Regions from separate parts of the Mus musculus genome. Here all the other regions are linked to region 3. The links are chromatin contacts, found by Hi-C or POLR2A ChIA-PET in ENCODE. All regions are on one chromosome and are shown on one strand. Each heading gives the region's core, a stretch centred on a gene start or an enhancer-like site at or near the end of the contact. The rest is flanking DNA. Distances are from core to core; before and after follow the strand shown.

Region 1 (3,307 bases), core at 32-2,531, 210 kb before region 3:
GTGTTGGGACTAAGAGCATCATCCAATCTATTCTGTCCAATTTACTCCCCTGCTATCTCAAGATACTGTTAAACCTGTCTTCAGTCACAGCTCCAGCTTGGTTCTCACTGGCATTGCTGATCAGAACTACTGTTCATGCTCCCGAAATGGTCTATTTACTCCCAGTAAACCTCTTATCTTTCTCCAATCTCATCACACCATTAAGCCTGAGGGATCAAGTCCTCTTTTGCACCACATTCTGGAGGAGAGAGAAAACTATCGCTGGCTTCCTATTAATTTTAAAGTAAAAGCTTCAACTTCCTGCAAATCTTCATGACTTCCAGGTTCATCCCATACCATATTCACTTTAAGCTAGCGCTCTCGCTCTCGCTCTCTCTCTCCCCCCACACCGGCTCTTTGTGTCTCCCTCATCTTTCCGACTGATAGAACCTGCTGTTCTGTGCAGAACGTTCTCCCTTCCTCTCTTCCCCTAATTAGAACCGTCCCATCAGATAGGAACCGCTCAGATGTCTTTTCCTTTAAAAAGCCTTCAAGTTTATATTAGTAACTCACAGCAAGAGGCATCGCTTGTTTAGGTAGTCTTCCGATCAAATGGTTTTTGTTTAACATCAAATTTGTTTAACACGTTTCCCACACTCTGGGGTAGAGGACCATATTTCTTCAGAATGACCCCCAAACGCACTGCACAATAAATATCATTTGGACCACTTTCGAGAAGACCTGGCACGCAAGCATGATTGTTCGATTTCTCAACTAAACTGTGCTTCGGAAGAACCATCTGATACTTTCCTCATCACTGGCTGTCTCGGGGACATAAATTAAAGCCCTTTTAAAAAGACGGCTAAATCAGTGACAACTAAGTCCGCCGCCTCAGCCAAGTCCGGCACTGAAGCCTGGAGGCCAGGACTCGGGCCAGCACAGAGCTAGACGCAGAATTGGCATCCTGCAGAGCAGCTGTCAAGGGATAGCCGTCTGAGGGTTCGAGTCCTGGAGCCAGAGATGCCAAAGCTCCGCTCCAGCCTACCAAGGGACTTCTCTTTCCGGCGACACCTCCTGCCACCCCATGCTGCTAAGGCTGATAGCTGAAAAGGGCAGGCTCAGGCCTATCACCACCTCGCACCTTCCAGATTGGAACAGCCACCCGCCTGATTCCCCACACACTCACTCCGCGTCCGCGCCTAGCAGGACAGCCGCTTCATAGCTAGGAACGCCAAACCTGCTCCGCTCGTTCTCACCCACGATGCACTGCGCGCCCGAGGGGGCGGGGGAGAACGCCAGCTCCGCGACCCAATCCCAGAGTCGCCTTCTCGTGACGTCATCAGAATGGGACCAATCACAAGAGTGTATTCAGAGGGCTTTCCAGAAGGAAATGTTAGAAGCCAATTGGTTGCTCCTCTCCGGAAGTTCTGGAGGAAGAACTCAGTTGGAACCAATTGCGCGGCGCCTCCGGTCGGCGGCGCGGTTAGTGGCGGCGCCGAGGAGAGTGGCTGCCGCCATGATCGAGCAGCAGAAGCGTAAGGGCCCGGAGCTACCCCTGGTTCCCGTCAAGCGGCCGCGACATGAGTTGCTGTTGGGAGCGGCAGGAGCCGGCCCCGGAGCGGGGCCGCAGCAGGCGACTCCAGGGGCATTGCTGCAGGCGGTAAGTGGGGAGTCATCCCGCCTTTGGCCCTCCGCCCCTCTTCCTACGGATGATGTCGCCTCTGAGGGAACGGAAAGACAGTGAGCCTGAAGTTAAAATAGGCTTCTGTGAAGGTGCCTGGTGTTCTCTGTGTGGTTCATACGTGTTTCCCTAGTAGACGCCTGTTTTCAGCCCTTCAGTGGCATTGAATCATTTAAAACCTTGGCCTCAAAATCAAGACCCAAGCTTCCGCATCCTAAATCTTCAGGGGTTTAGCATAAAAGAAACATTCAGGAAAGTTTGCAGAGTGGACGAATGAATGAGAGGGGAGGCAATGGAAATGAATGATAGCTCGCTTTACTACCTGGTAGAACTTTTTTCTTTCTCTGCATTTATAATTGTAATTAACACTCGTTGGATGTTATCTTGGATGTTTTGCGTGTGAAATTTCCATTAACCATGGTACCTGACTGAAAGAAGCTGTTACTTTGCAAATGGGGAAGGCAAACTTTTTTGTATCCAGAAGATCCATGGCTCCAAGCCAGTGTAGGCTATTTATTATGGCAAAGTCCTGTTGAAAGAGAGAAGAGAAGAGATCTGTGTAACTATGATCTTTTTTTTTACCTTCTTGTTAAAACTGTTTTTATGTCATCTGACATCACTGCAGGTAGAGCTTAATTTAGTATTCCTGGTTTTTGTCTTTGAACCAAGGATTGGTTATTAATCCAGTAGCCAGGGGAATCATGGAAATATTAAGTCACATGGTATACTCTGCTGAAAACATTATGTTGGCTTTCTATTGTGCGTTTTTTTAAAAATCAAATTCTCTGTAATAATCCCCTCCTTACCTTGTTCATCTACCAGTTTTCTGGCATGTCACTTGGCTCAAGACACCGACTTATAATGTTCTTTCTTTCCTTGGTGCTTTTGCTGGAATGTTCTTTTAAATGCCCACATGGTCAGCTGTTTGCTCTTTCAAATCTTTGCTCAGACACCAGGTTTTCAGAGGGGCTTTCCTGACCACTGTGTTTCAAGTTGGAGTGTCCTGTAATCTGGAACCCATACTGTTTCTTCCCATGGCACTCAGCACTGGGTGGCTCTGTGTGCCTTTCTCTCACTTTCCACTAGAATGCAAGGTCTACTGTTTTACTGAGTGCTGTTTTAGGCGTGTGTGTGTGAGTGTGTGTGTGTGTGTGAGTGTGAGTGTGTGTGTGTGTGTTTCATATGTGGGGAGGGGGAACTCAGTGGCCAGAAAAGAATGTTGGATCCTCTGACCCTAAAGTTACAGCCCTTGAAAGCTGCCCATTGTGGATGCTGGGAACTGGACTTGGGTCCTTTAGAAGAGCAGTAAGTGCTCTTAACCACTGAGCCATCTCTTTAGCCAACATGTGACACTTTTTGAATAAAAATGTTGGATGAGTATGATCTTGGTACATTATTTGCATTTATGGATATATCAAAATGAAACCCATTGCTTATAGATAGTACATGATAATAAAAATAAGTAAGTCTGCCGGAATCTGCTAAAGAGATTTCAGGATTATTGGTAGTACACTTGTTCTTATTTAATGAGTAAGATTGCCTAGGTTTATTCTCCAAGATCATAATCAAATCTACTTTGCTAAGCCTGGCACAGTGATACACACTTGTTCTTAGGAGGACTGAAAATTTTAAGACCTTCCTGGGCTA
Region 2 (3,585 bases), core at 469-2,968, 250 kb after region 3:
GCCAAGATCACTACCCCAGCAGCACCCTCACCACCCACTACTGTGGCTACCTTGGACACAGAGGCCCCGACACCTAGGCTGGTCAACACAGCTACCTCGAGGCCACGAGCCCTTCCTCGGCCAGTCACCACCCAGGAGCCTGATGTTGCTGAGAGGAGTACCCTGCCGTTGGGGACCACGGCTCCTGGACCCACGGAGATGGCTCAGGTGAGGACAGTGGGTGAGGGGTTAGCGTGGGCAGAGATGGGTTGGGCAGGGACCAGGAGGTACCAGGGGTGAAGTAGGCAAGGTGGGCCTAGTGTGTGTGCTGAGTGGGAGCCTCTGGATGGGGTTGGGGGAGGTCAGAGAGCCAGGCCAGCTGAGTAAAGGCTGTTATTGAGCCAAGGCACCAATTAGGTGGATTTGTGGGGCGCAATTGGGGAGTGGTGGGTGTGCCTAACTGGGAATTCATGTCCTGAGCAACATTAAAAGATTGTCAGCCAACTAGGTGTGGTAGCACACAATTTTAATCCCAGCACTTTAAAGGCAGAGGCGGGCAGATCTCTATGAGTTTGAGGACAGCCTGATCTACAGCATGAGTTCCAGGATGGCCAGAGCTAGACCCTGTCTCAGGAAAACAAAGAAAAGAAAGAGTAAATAAGTGGCTGTCCGCCTGGATTTAAGCCACCTGCCATCCTTTTTCTCTTTCGTCTTAAGACATTAGTAGGTGGTTGGTGCTTTCTGTGTCTTCATTTCTTTACCTGTGAAGGGAAGACCAGAGAAGGTACACACACTGGTAATCTTATCACTGGGGAAACTGAGGCAGGAGGATTGCTGCAAGTTCAGTTCAGCCTGGGCTATGCAGTAAGACTGTTTCAAAGAGAGAGGCAGAGACAGAGAGACAGGGAGAGAGGCCTGGTGTGGTCTGTACATGGTCTTTCCTGACCATTTAGTTCTTAGAATTCTGGAACAGTCCACAAGCCAGCTGCTCCGTGGTTGTCATCGTCATGGCCTGAGGGTGACTAAGTGGGTGCTGTGGGGAGACACCTGGCTGCAGCCATTGTAGGGCATTCTCCCTGAATACTTCTCCAGCCCCGCCCCTCCCCATTCTGCTGACTGATCACCTCTTTTTTCATGTGAGGCAGAGGAAGCCATGTTTCTAGGTTCCTTGGGTAGTAGTTGAATCAGGATTCAAACACTGGCTGGCTGGGGCCCCTTGAGCTTAGGCTCCTAAGGGTGGGGGCCCCTGAAGCTTGGGGGTTTCTGAAGTTAGGGGGCCCTTGAGCTGGAGCCAGGGTTAAGCTAGGTAGGGCACGGGGATTGAAGGAGAGACCGTGATGAGGGTGGAGGGACTCCAGGGGACTGCAGCCTGGCCTGTGCCTTGCACCATGAATGTGCACAGGAAAGCCAGGGTGGTGGCACATGCTTGAGATTCCAGCACCTTCCAGGTAGAGGCAGGAGGATTAGAAGTTTAAAGTTGTCCTCCCTTATGTAGTCAGTTCTAGGTCAGCCTGGGCTACATGAGACCCTGGCTGGAAAAACTATTTTTCGAGCACCAAACTGAAAGGGGACACAATGACTATCAAGACCCTCAAAGCAGCGGGCCTTCAACCTCGCAGGGACCTTAGAGCCTAGGAGTGGACTTTGGAGTCCTGCAGACCCTCTCTGGCCCCAGCCAGTCCCATAAGGCTTGTGCCCAGGCCCTTCCCTCAGAGAGGGAGCCTTGCGGGAAGGAGGAACAATGGCAGGGTGTGGCCCAGAAGCAGAAACAGAAGCAGGTGTCGAAGGTTTGGGGCCTGGCCTTGCCATACTCAGGCCCACCCTTGCCTCTCTGTCATGAAGCAGCTGTGTACACCACCTCTCAGCAGCTCCCATGGCCTCACTTAAGTCCCTCAGCTCAGCTGCTCTCCCCTCTGCAGTGGGGAGCCATAAGTGTATGGTCACTGGGTTGGTTTGGGGATATCAGCTCACAGACCGGTCTCCAGGTGAAGGGACATACTCGTGTAGTATACATGAGGACAGAGCCAGGCCTAGCAGGCCCCAGACAAACCCCTGCTCCTGGACAGGAATCGACCAAGATTGTTCTAAGGCAGCTGGAGAGGAAGTCATGGGGACAGGATGGGGACAGGATGTCGTCAGGATGAGAATAGCAATACAAGGTCCAGTAATTGGAAGTGCAGACTGGAATCAGAGAGGTCTAGACTTTAGTTCTGCTTCTACCATGTATTAGCTGGGTGTCCTCGAGAAAGTCACATAACCTCTCTGGGCTTGTTTACAGCTCTGTAAATTGGGGATACTAACCCCTTCTTTGCAGAGACTGTGCTGGCCCCACCTGGTGTAGGCTTGTGTGTATGGCGTACCTAACCCCAAGTCATACTACCGTTTTTGCAGACCCCAACTCCAGAGTCCCTTCTGACCACCATCCAGGATGAGCCAGAGGTGCCAGTAAGTGGGGGGCCCAGCGGGGACTTTGAGCTTCAAGAAGAGACCACGCAGCCGGACACGGCCAATGAGGTGGTGGCTGTGGAAGGAGCCGCGGCCAAGCCGTCACCTCCACTGGGGACACTGCCCAAGGGTGCCCGCCCAGGCCCTGGCCTCCACGACAATGCCATCGATTCGGGCAGCTCGGCCGCCCAGCTCCCTCAGAAGAGCATACTGGAGCGGAAGGAGGTGCTCGTAGGTGAGGGCAGGCTCCAGGCCTGGGGCAAGGCAGGGTGTGAGGTGCCTCCCCTGCTCCCCGCTCTTCATTTTGTGTTCTTCTCTCTCTAGAACTTTCTTTATGCCCTCTGACCCCTCCATACTTAGGAGCCTTGCTTTCTTGGGGGTCACCCCAGTTGACCCTGTGGGACCTTTCTTCCTAGGTGCTAATCTCCGACCTGTCTTCTGGCCTGACCTTTAACCCAGCCTTTACCCAAGACCTTGAAGGCTTTACCCTGGTGGGACTTGGGATCCAACTGGCTCTCCTATCGAGGTTCCCATCTCCTCTTGGAGACAGCGGGTGGTGGTCTGGCAGTGTGGGGGAGGGGCCTTCCCTTCCTAATAGTTTTGAGGAAGTGAGGCACCTGATGTTTGATACTGACAAGGACCAGGTCACCTGCCTCTATCCTAGGGATGCAAAGTCATTGCTGAGCCATTGGAAAGGACTTGGGGACTGTAGGTGATACCAGCGCTGTCCTTACTGGTATTCTGTCTCTGACTCCAGGCCCAGGAGGATGCCTAGCCTGCTAACACCCAACCTTTTAATTAATTAATTAATTAATTAATATTTATATACATATATATGTGTATGTTTAGTTTTTTATATGCTTCTGTTCATTTCTTTCTTTTTTTAATTAGGTATTTTCTTCATTTACATTTCAAATGCTATCCCAAACGTCCCCCCAGATCCTCCCCCTGCCACTCCCCTATCCACCCACTCCCACTTCTTGGCCCTGGCATTCCCCTGTACTGAGGCATATAAAGTTTGCAAGACCAATGGGCCTCTCTTTCCAATGATGGCAGACTAGGCCATCTTCTGCTACATATGCAGCTAGAGACACGAGCTCCAGGGGTACTGGTTAGTTCACATTGTTGTTCCACCTATAGGGTTGCAGACCCCTTTAGCTC
Region 3 (3,690 bases), core at 597-3,096:
TAAGCACACGCCACCTGTAACCCCAGCTCCAGTGGGCCTGATGGCTTCTTCAGGATGCCGTGGGCACCTGCACTCACACACACAGACACGGATGTACAAAATTTTTAAAAATAAACCTTTTTTTTTTTTAATTAAAGAAAAGGAATTCTCTAAAAAAAAAAAAGTTTGAAGATTTCTTGGCATTTTTATGGTCCTAAAAATAGAAAACGGAGAATATTTCTACTGTGAGCCCAGATCTGCCAAATAACCAGTTCTTCGTTTAGTTTACAAATATTAATGAGGTGTCAAGGGCTGCCCAGCTGCTGGGGTTTTAGCAGGAACAAAATGAGCTGTCTCTGCCCTTTTGGAGTTTCCATCCTACCTGGTGGTGATTAAGCCCCTCTGCCGTCCTTGAGAATGACGCCTGACAGACCAGGTGGCCTTCTGAGGGGCAAAACACCAACACACCAATGTGGGAGGAGAGGAGGTTCTAGCATGGCCCAAGAGGACGATGCTGTGAACAGCAGGCGCCGCAGGGCCGGTGACTCAAGGAAAGGTGAGAGGACAGAGGCCACCAGCACATCTCACTCAAAGCTTCCCACCACCCTGCGCACCTGTGGGGAGGAGCAGGTGCTGGCCGGAAGGCAGATCCAGACCACGGGACCCATAGGAATGAGGCCCCAGGCTCCTCCACAGACCCGATGCTATCAGCAGTTCCTACACAACAGTGTCTTGAGTAGAAGCATAACACAGTTCCAAGGGAGGCAGGAGACCCCCGTCTCTTCTCTATCACCCTCCCAATACATAGGCAAGGACCTCAGCTACTCTTAGCCTCCGGATTCACTCTGTTGCCCTCCAGTTAAAGACCTCATTTTCCCCCAAACTGGGGCCAGCACAGAGCCCCGAGATGCTCTGATTCTTCCCAAGACACTCAAGTGTCCTCATCCAATGGGACCAGGGAACTCTTTACCTGACCCCACCTCACCCGCTGCTGATAGAACAGATGGCTCATGGGACGCTGGAGGACTCGGTGGTCAGACTAAAGAGAACCACAGAGTGAGTCCGGTGCCTGCCAGGTTAGGCTGGCCCGTGATACATCAATTCCTGATCACCCCCCTCAAGGAGGTAGTTCTCCATCCCTGGCCACCCAGTCAGGAGGGTGCTGGGAGGCAGGAAAGCAGCACAAAGGACGGCCGAGGGTTCTCAAAGAGTCTCAGGTCCCACCACCCAAACAAGAAGCAGAAATGGCCAGAGATCTAAAAACATTCCAGAGACATAATACAGGAGCAGAAAGAGACTTTGTGAGAAACGCTCACAGGGGCGGAGCCCAGAGGGATGAGGTACCCACGGAATCAGCGATCTGGAGGGGAACATTCGGGCAGGGACCTCTCCGAGTACACAGACCAGCCTCGGACACACCCCCAGCCCCAAGGGAGCCACAGTCCTGGGGCGCAGCCCCCCAGCGGGAGCCCACGCACCCATTGCGAACCGACGCGTGCAACCCGGGAGCGTTGGACCGTGCGCGCGAGCGCGGGGCTGAGGCGAGGAGCGCACACAAAGGGACAAGCCGGCCCGCGCGGGGCAGACTCCGCCCGGCCACCCCGCACCCCGGGTGGCGCCCACGCACCGCCGCCGCCCCACCCCGCTCCGCGCGGCTCACCAGCTGCAGGCAGCAGAAGGCGACCAGCGTGCAGCGGCCGCTGCACTTGCCCATGGCTCCTCCTCGCGCCGCGCGGGGCCGCGTCGTCTCGATGGCGCCCCGGGGCGGTGGGGCCGGCGACTAGGGCCGGGTCTCCAGAGCCGCGGCCGGCCGGCCGCACCCCAAGTGCATGGTGCGCCCGGTCCGCGCGGGCTCCGCCGCGCCTCCTTTGTCTGCGGCCGGCCGTCGGCACACCTCCCGCCCGCGGCGCCGGCCAGCGCGCAGCGGCCCCCGCAGGCACCGAGCGCGGCGCGGTGCAGCACTGCCCAGCTGGGGCAGCCGCCCGGGCGCTCGGCAGCCGCCGCTTCCCGGCCCACCACGTGGCTCGGCCGCCACCCCGGAGGGAGGCGAGGGAGGGGCGGAAGAGCGAGGGGGCGGGGGAGGGGAGGGGCGTGGAGCGAAGTGGAAGAGTGCGGGTCCTGCGCGCTGGCAGCTCTGGGTCGCGTCCAGACTGCTGTTCCTTAGCCGTGTCACCTTGGGCAGATCACATTACCTCTCTGGACCACCCCCGCCCAGGGGCCTCAGGGGCAAAGTAGGAAAAAAGTCTCTTGGATGCAGTCCTGTAAACCCAACAGTAGCCCTTAGCTTGGCCAGCTGAGGGAGTTGGAGCCACCCTACCCTGGAGTTCCAACTTTGCCCTTTATTTTCATTTGAGTTTTCAGCCCAGCTCGCCAGCCCTCCTGGTTTCCCGGCCACATTTTCTTCTTTCTGTCTTTCCTTCAGAACCTGGTATATCTTGGGTTTATGAAAGCCAGAGTGCGCTTGAAGCGGTCTTCCGTTCTCTTGACTCTTCATAGCTCAGGGACCGGAATAGTCCGGTCCCCAGTTTGGCTTCTCAGAGATCCTCCTGCTTCAGCCTCCCAAATTCCAGATAAACGCGTTTTAAAACACGCAAGACAAGTGGATAGAAAAGCCCTGGATTTGATCCTAGTACTCTCAACAGTGACAAAACAAAAGGCCCCCCAGGTATTCCCAGAATCAACCATCGCACACTAAACACACACACAAGCACATGCACACACGCACACACCACCAAAAAGCAACTGGGATAACAGTGGGGACTCTTCTCAGCCACTGTTAGGGAATGGCAGCTGTGTCCAGCCAGTTTCCATGATTAGCTAGGCTTCCTGGAGTCTGTCCCAGACTCTATACCCAGAGCATAACTTTACGTGGGGACTGGGACCCAGCTTTTATCAAAGTCTCCAAAGAGTCCTGTTTCCCACAAAGGAAGCGCCAGCCCGGTCCCCACTGGATCCCCTGGAGGCTTCGGGTGAGCCCATGTCAGTTCTCTCTTCCATGCTGACAGTGTGCTCAGAAGCCCTCACCGACCCAAGCACTGGACACATGATGCCTCTCTCCTTACAGTGACTGGGTTCTGCTAGGCTCTGACCAGCTCTGCCAGGCTCTTGAATGTCCCAAATGCCACAGACCCAAGGCCTGGCCACCTCACTCCAAGTCTGAGCTACCCTCTGTCCAAGGTCATTTATTTCAATCCTGCCCTACTAAATCCCAGGCTTCCACGCCCTCTGGCCCCTCTCTGCTTTTAGGTTTGTTCTTTATTTATTTATGTTGTATGTCTGTGTTTAGGTTGACACATGCTAGAGCACCCTGTGGCTCTCAGAGGACCATGAGTAGGAGTTAGCTTCCTCTATGTGGGTCCCAGTGATCAAACTCAGGTCTTCAAACTCAGTAGCAAGTGTCTTCACAAAAAGCCATCTCTGAGTCCCAAGGTTGTTCTGCTCTGAGATCCTTATGTGCAGTGCAGTGGACGCTGTTTCATCTTTAGTGTTTTAGTTGAGGCCTCACTCCTTGACCCTTGGTCACCCAGGGAAATCCCCTCTCTGGCTCATTCCAGCCTTCGATACCTCCATGATAGCTCATTCTAGAACCTTCTTAGCTTCCTGTGAGCAGTATGAGGACTCGGTTTGGTGATTTACCTTGGCTTCCCCAGGCCTTGGATCACAGCAGGACTCTTTGGCTGTGAGCAGACTGGGGTAGCATGCATGTTATAC

What was found. A loop is a pair of places that touch in the nucleus more often than their neighbours do. ChIA-PET counts read pairs that join two places held with the same protein, here RNA polymerase II (POLR2A).
Region 1: POLR2A ChIA-PET joins it to region 3 with 11 read pairs in embryonic stem cell. The contact joins the promoter of Zcchc17 here to the promoter of Nkain1 in region 3. POLR2A ChIA-PET finds 5 or more read pairs at or near these places in 3 of 5 experiments (Patski and embryonic stem cell).
Region 2: a loop to region 3 is called in a map of T-helper 1 cell, with 2.2 times the contacts of the local background. The contact joins the enhancer-like site here to the promoter of Nkain1 in region 3. A Hi-C loop is called at or near these places in 1 of 37 maps with a recorded cell type or tissue (T-helper 1 cell).

What each region holds. Positions count from the first base shown.
Region 1 is chr4:130,358,711-130,362,017 of GRCm38, forward strand. Zcchc17 (zinc finger, CCHC domain containing 17) reads right to left here and starts at 1,282. Exons shown (of 8, transcript NM_153160.5): 1 at 1,166-1,282. It overlaps Snrnp40 (small nuclear ribonucleoprotein 40 (U5)), which reads left to right and starts at 1,422. Exons shown (of 10, transcript NM_025645.2): 1 at 1,422-1,639. The coding sequence starts at 1,496.
Region 2 is chr4:130,818,998-130,822,582 of GRCm38, forward strand. Sdc3 (syndecan 3) reads left to right here. Exons shown (of 5, transcript NM_011520.3): 3 at 1-207; 4 at 2,371-2,659. Among named protein-coding and RNA genes, the nearest start is that of Gm42316, 15 kb to the right of the region's middle. Within about 2 kb of position 1,719, at least 1 of the 3 ENCODE cell types and tissues checked has a DNase peak (open chromatin) inside an H3K27ac peak, as active enhancers do.
Region 3 is chr4:130,572,190-130,575,879 of GRCm38, forward strand. Nkain1 (Na+/K+ transporting ATPase interacting 1) reads right to left here and starts at 1,847. Exons shown (of 7, transcript NM_025998.4): 1 at 1,640-1,847. The coding sequence starts at 1,693.